Regions from separate parts of the Homo sapiens genome. Here region 1 is linked to region 2. The links are chromatin contacts, found by Hi-C or POLR2A ChIA-PET in ENCODE. All regions are on one chromosome and are shown on one strand. The core of a region is the stretch at or near the end of the contact, and the rest is flanking DNA. Distances in the headings are between cores, read along the strand shown. Region 1 has its middle 12 kb from the start of PRIMA1. Region 2 overlaps PRIMA1 (proline rich membrane anchor 1).

Region 1 (2,864 bases), core at 161-2,660, 41 kb before region 2:
AGGTCTAGGGGTGTCTGGTCCCAGCCTTCTGTTCCATCCACAAAGGATCTGCAGAGAGGCTGAGAGAAAGGCTCTGGTCTTCCAGGGAGACATCCTTGTGTGTCCTGAGTCTTCTGGTCCCACACCGTCTGCATGGGATGGCTGCTTCTTGATTAGGGGTTTCTTCCCCTGTCTCTCAGAGCTCAGTGTCCTCATCAGAAGGCTGGTATAAAGCCTTTGCTTCTCTCCCAGTGATCCACCATGGCCAGCTGCTGCTGTGGGGCCCTCAGCCCCCTGCCTCTTTGACCTAAGCTCCACTAGGCTGCTCTCTGTCTTTGCTCATCATGATTTTGTCAACAGGATGGGCCTTTTAAAACTCCCCGTAAGGAGGCAAGTGTCTCTGTTTGGAGTATGACTGAAGCTCCACAGTGCAAATCATTAAAAGATGCAACAGAAATTGCTAGGTGTCTGGTTGTCCCCAGCATCCATCTCTGTAATTCATTAGGAATGGGACCTCTGATTTTAAGCTGGACACATGGTTGCCCTGAATAGGAAATGTGTTTCACAGCCTCCCTTGTAGCTTGGTGTCGTCGTGTAACTGTGCACAGGCCAATAGGATGTGAGCAAAAGTGTCATTTCAGACTTGCAGAAAGTGCTCTTAAAGGAAGGAATCGACCTTCCTTTCTCTGTTCCTTTTTTCTGCCAGCTGGCATGAGGATATGATGGCTGGAGTTTGAGCAGCTATGTTGGACCATGAGGTATAAAGACCCCTATGTGGTGAGGATGGCAGATCGACAAGCTAGAAAAAGCCTGACCCCTGTTCTATGAAGCACCCCACCAGCCCCAGACTTCCTTTTACCGGAGAGAGAAATAAACTTCTACCATGTTTAAGCCTCTAGGCATTATGGATCATGTCTGGTATTTACATGGTATTTTAAAGTTTACAAAACCCATTCCTATTTATGTTCTCTTGTGATCTTCCTAGGCAAAGCAAGTAACATTATTATTCCCATCTTACAAATGGAGAAACTGAGGTCCAGGGGATTTAAGTGGATTGCCCAAGATCATATGCCTAGACAGAAGCTGTCATTCAAACCTAGACCATGTGACTCCAAGTCCAGTCTCTCAGCCAGCACTCAGCGCATCTGCCTTCTATCTATCACACCCGCTTCACCCTACCCCTCCTCCCCAACACTGCGAGCATGGTCTTTACACAAATACTCAATGCCACTCTCTTGCTTCAACCTGCTCGGTGCCTCTCCTCTGCCCCCAGAATCATTCCAAATGTCTTCTGAGGATGGCTCACAAGGCCCACTATGGTGGAGTCTTCCCCTCCTGCAGCCTCATCTCTTGTATGTTCCTGCTCTGTCCTCCAGGTGTGTCCAAGAACACAGCCAGGAAATAACAGTACTAGGAGTAACTCAGACCCAGCTCTGTTTGACGCCAGAGTCAACATATTTTTCTCTTAGATCATCAGCCTCCCAATTCCTCACTGATTTCATAATCACACAGGAGGCTGAAAAAGGCAGCTGTACGAGTGCCTAGACACAGACTGCTCACAGAGCAGAGGAGATGGGGTTGGCTTGGTGTGGGGTTGGGCTAGGGGAGGGGGTGCTTCCTGGGCAGAGTGATGTGAGCTGGATTTGAAGGATGACTAGGACTTTGCCAAGAAGGCAGATGGCAAAGTCTTCCAGACAGAGGAAACTGCACATGCAAAGGCAGGAGGTGACAACTGCAAAATGTGTTAAATCATCAGCCTCCCTACTCCTGCTGAACTTTGGTCAACATCAGCCTCCCTACTCCTGCTTGAAGTTTGGTCAACTTCAAGCAGGAAGTACAATCGCACCAGGACACTGAAAGCATCGGGCTCTTCCGGTGTGCTTGCTGCCTGTGCTCACTTCTGTCCCACACCATACATATTATAAGCAGCTCTTTCCTTCTCTGTCTTCCCCACTGGACTGGAGCTAGTGAAGAATGGGCAGGGCCCCTGTTTCAGGCAATTCTGATCCCCAGTACCCACAGCCTGGCACAGAATCTGCATTCTCTCCATGTTTGTTGAGTGCCTAAATAAGCAAAGTTATTGCAACCATAAATCAGGGACTGTCCGGCTAAGTGAATCCTTCTACATCAGGCGCTGAGAAAGGCGTGCTCCTGGAAAAGTTACAAAGAAAATCTGTGTGCTGGGCTGCTCAGTGCTGGTGTGAGCAGCAGATCTTCAAGCTCCTGGAAGCTTCTGACATTTCTGACTAAAGTAAATGGCAAAACCCTCATTCCCTGAAATATCTACAAAGCTCAGAGCCAGACAGGTTTCCAGGCAGAGGCCATTCCGTGAAAATCCTATTGTAAACAAAAAGACACAGAGTTCAGCAAGGTCTCCCTGTGATGAAAAAGCCACTCAAACATGTAATCACAAGGCAAGACACAAAATGTAGAACTTTGTAAATTACCCTATTTCCATTCATTCCTTCAACAAATATGTACCAGGCGGTCACCGTAGGTCAGGCGCTGCCCTAGGCTCCTGGAGTATGGTGGTTGGCCTTTTTGTTTGGGTTCTCCCAATAGCAGAGCATGAGACAAGGACTTTGGTGTAGGTGATTTGTTTGGGAGGTGAGCCCAGAAGCAGGAAGAAGGGAGAAGAAGCCAGGGCAGGGGAGGCCAGGTCAGTTTGCGTTAAGGAGCCAGTTACTGCTGTGGGTGATGGGACCTCAGTCCCCTTTGGGGGACCCCCAAATCACTGTGTAGAGTGAGGCGTAGAACTGCCCCTCAATACTGCCCTATTGTTCAGACTACTCTGGAGGTGTCGCCTCCTACATTTCTGCTTTCGCCTGCTAAGCGGGTTTCCTCAGCTCTCAGGCAGAAGAGCAGAGAAGGCACGGCAGGAGGTT
Region 2 (2,828 bases), core at 211-2,710:
CGCTGCAACCTCTGCCTCCTGGGTTCAATCGATTCTCATGCCTCAGCCTCCAGAATAGTTGAGATTACAGGTGTGCGCCATCATGCCCAGCTAATTTTTTTTTTGTATTTTTAGTAGAGACAGGGTTTCGCCATGTTGGCCAGACTGATGTCGAGCTCCTAGCCTCAAGTGATCCACCCGCCTTGGCCTCCCAAAGTTCTGGGATTATAGGCTTGAGCCACTGCGCCCAGCCAGAGGTGGGTTTTTTTTTCAAGTGCTATGGAAAACTGTTGAAGAGATTCTGACCATAGGGATGACACTTACAGATTTGCTTCTTAAGACAATCACTGGCATCTGAGTGGAGAATAGATTGGGGTGGGGGTAGTAAGAGGGCTGGCAACAGACCAGTCAAGAAGCTATAGATGTTGTCAAGGTGGTAGAAGTGGTGGGCTGGACTGGGGCAGCAATGGAGGGGGAGAGAGGTGATAGGTGCCAGATGTAGTGTGAAGGAAGATGAGAAAGTGAGGCCAACAAGTGTTTGCTAAGAGTTTGGTGGCCCTGGGGCCATCTGCCAGCAAGGCCATTGATTGACCCAGCTAGTGTGTACTGAGCACCTCCTGTGCACCAGGTGCTGGGTGGAGCAGCCAAGGATGAGTGAGAGCTGCTCCCTGCTCTGGTGGAGCTCACCAGCCAGGCAAGAGGGGATAAGAAGCTGTCAGCCAGCAGGGAATTCAATGGGCACCAAGTGCTGTAGATGGGCCGTGAGCCATCAGGGATGGCTGCCTGGAGGAGGTGGCACTAAACTCTGCCTCCGAGAAAGTTAGGACTCTGAAGAGCAGAATAGGGAGGGGTGGAAGGGTGGGTGGAGGAGATGCTCCAGGTAGAAGAAATGGCATTCACGAAGACGGGTGGTATAGGAGGTTTTGGGGAACCTCAGTACAGTCCCACTTAGGGGAGGTAACAGGAGTGGGAACTGTCTCAGGGTGGATGGGCAGAGGAGTCTGGCTGTGATTCTGGAAGATCTAAAGGTTTCTGAGCAGCTGAGTTAGTCGAGGTAGGACAATGAATCTCACGGAGATGGGAAGGAGGCCGAGTTCCCCGCTCATGTGTGTGTCTGTGTTCGGTTCCTCACTGTGGCAACCACTGATTTCAAAGATTGTGCCAAGACGTTGCCTTGTTTTGTTCCCCCTGGCAGCCCAGGCTGTGGGGCTTGATTTATGCTGCCTCTCCGTCTGCTCCTGTCTAAATATGGTCAGGCAGCCCTCGGGGACGGCAGCTGTTGCCCTGTGGCAAGGGCCTTCCTGCAGCTTGTCAGCACCGGCTGTGACCTGGCTGTGGCATCTGTGCTGCCCTTCGGCCCCTGGAGGAGGAGCCCAGTAAAGGTTCAAGTGTCTCAGGCCAGCCTGTCTGGGAAGCTTCCAGACTGTGATGTCCAGGCCGGGGCCTCTGCCAAGCAGGGCAGGGTGGTGAACACCACGTCCTTCCTAGAAGCTCCTCTGCCAGGGACACCTCCCCCTCCCCACTGCTTGCTCTCGCTGGTCTGTGGGGCTCCCGGGGACAGAGCTGCCACTTGCCTTCTCACTCCACCAGGAGAATGGCTGGGCTGAGGAGATTCTAAGCTCCGTCTGTGCTGGAAATGCAAAGCGTCCTGGAACACTCAGGGAGGCTTCTCATCATAGGTGTTCTTTCTCCTTTCCCTCCCCTCCCTCTCTAGCCCTCTCCGTCATGCTCTCTTTTTTGCAAGTTGACGTGACTCCTCCCACGTGCATGCACACACAATACACATGCACACACACGCACACACACATGCACACGCACACATGCACGCGCACACACATATATGCATGGACTGCCCCCCGCCCCGCCCTTCGCTCTCCTTCCCTTTCTCACCTTGAGCAGATTTTATCCCACCAGTGGTTTTCAGTCAGGGGTAGAAACACCCCCTAGGATGCATTTGGAAATGGGGGTGTCTAGGTTTTGGTTGCCACAGTGACTAGGGAGTAAGCACTACCGGCATTTACTGGGCAGGAGCCAGGGATGAGAAATGTCATGCAACTGCAGGGACAGTTTCACACAACAGAGAACTGTCCCTCCCCATAAGCCAATAGAGACCCGCTGAGCAACTGCTTAGCCCTCAAGCCTCCTTTCCAAGCAGCCAGACTTCAAGTCCTAACCTCGTGCCCTGCGGAGAGTTGATTCTTTCCATTTTTGGAAAATTCAGTGACCCCCGTTGCTATCATGGAAAGCGACAGCTGTCTGTTTTGATGGTTCTGTTTCACTGCTGTATGATAGTTTTGGGCTATTCCAGATTCACTTGTGAACCATTTACTGAACACCTACTACCTGCCAACAACAGAGAGATGCAAAATATTCAAAACCCAGGCCAAGCCCACAGAGAGCGGGCAGGTAGCATTGCCGATTGTCTTTGGTGGTCTTTGATGACCCCACCAACATGCAGGCCTCTGGAGGGTAGACAGTGGGCCCTCATCATCCCTGAACCCACCCCACAGAGTCCATTGCACAATGCTTTGCTCATGGTACACTTAGGAAATAGGTGGCACATTGAGTTGATCCAGGGACTCCACATTGGTGGCTACTGACATTCTAAGTGGCTGGAAGACAAGAGTGTCTGTGTCCTTCATCAGGGCTTTTGTTCTACTCTTTGCTTTTGAATGTCGATTATTTCTTTTTCTTTTTCTTTTTCTTTTTTTTTTTTTTTTTTGAGAGTCTTGCTCTGTTGCCCACGCTGGAGTGCAGTGGTGCAATCTTGGCTCACTGCAACCTCCACCTCCCAGGTTCAAGCAATTTTCGTGCCTCAGCCTCCCAAGTAGCTGGGATTACAGGTGCAC

The links. A loop is a pair of places that touch in the nucleus more often than their neighbours do. ChIA-PET counts read pairs that join two places held with the same protein, here RNA polymerase II (POLR2A). Pooled maps may share reads with other maps.
Region 1: a loop to region 2 is called in a pooled map, with 2.0 times the contacts of the local background. The contact joins two enhancer-like sites. A Hi-C loop is called at or near these places in 2 of 168 maps with a recorded cell type or tissue (mesothelial cell of epicardium and tibial artery) and 1 of 50 pooled maps. POLR2A ChIA-PET finds 5 or more read pairs at or near these places in 2 of 52 experiments (H1 and OCI-LY7).

Annotation. Positions count from the first base shown.
Region 1 is chr14:93,799,352-93,802,215 of GRCh38, reverse strand. No RefSeq gene overlaps it. Among named protein-coding and RNA genes, the nearest start is that of PRIMA1, 12 kb to the right of the region's middle. Within about 2 kb of position 1,410, at least 5 of the 41 ENCODE cell types and tissues checked have a DNase peak (open chromatin) inside an H3K27ac peak, as active enhancers do; they include tibial artery, where a contact is called at or near this core.
Region 2 is chr14:93,758,468-93,761,295 of GRCh38, reverse strand. The region is part of intron 3 of PRIMA1 (proline rich membrane anchor 1); the gene reads left to right. Among named protein-coding and RNA genes, the nearest start is that of PRIMA1, 29 kb to the left of the region's middle. RefSeq lists an enhancer at 959-1,459. Within about 2 kb of position 1,460, at least 12 of the 41 ENCODE cell types and tissues checked have a DNase peak (open chromatin) inside an H3K27ac peak, as active enhancers do; they include tibial artery, where a contact is called at or near this core.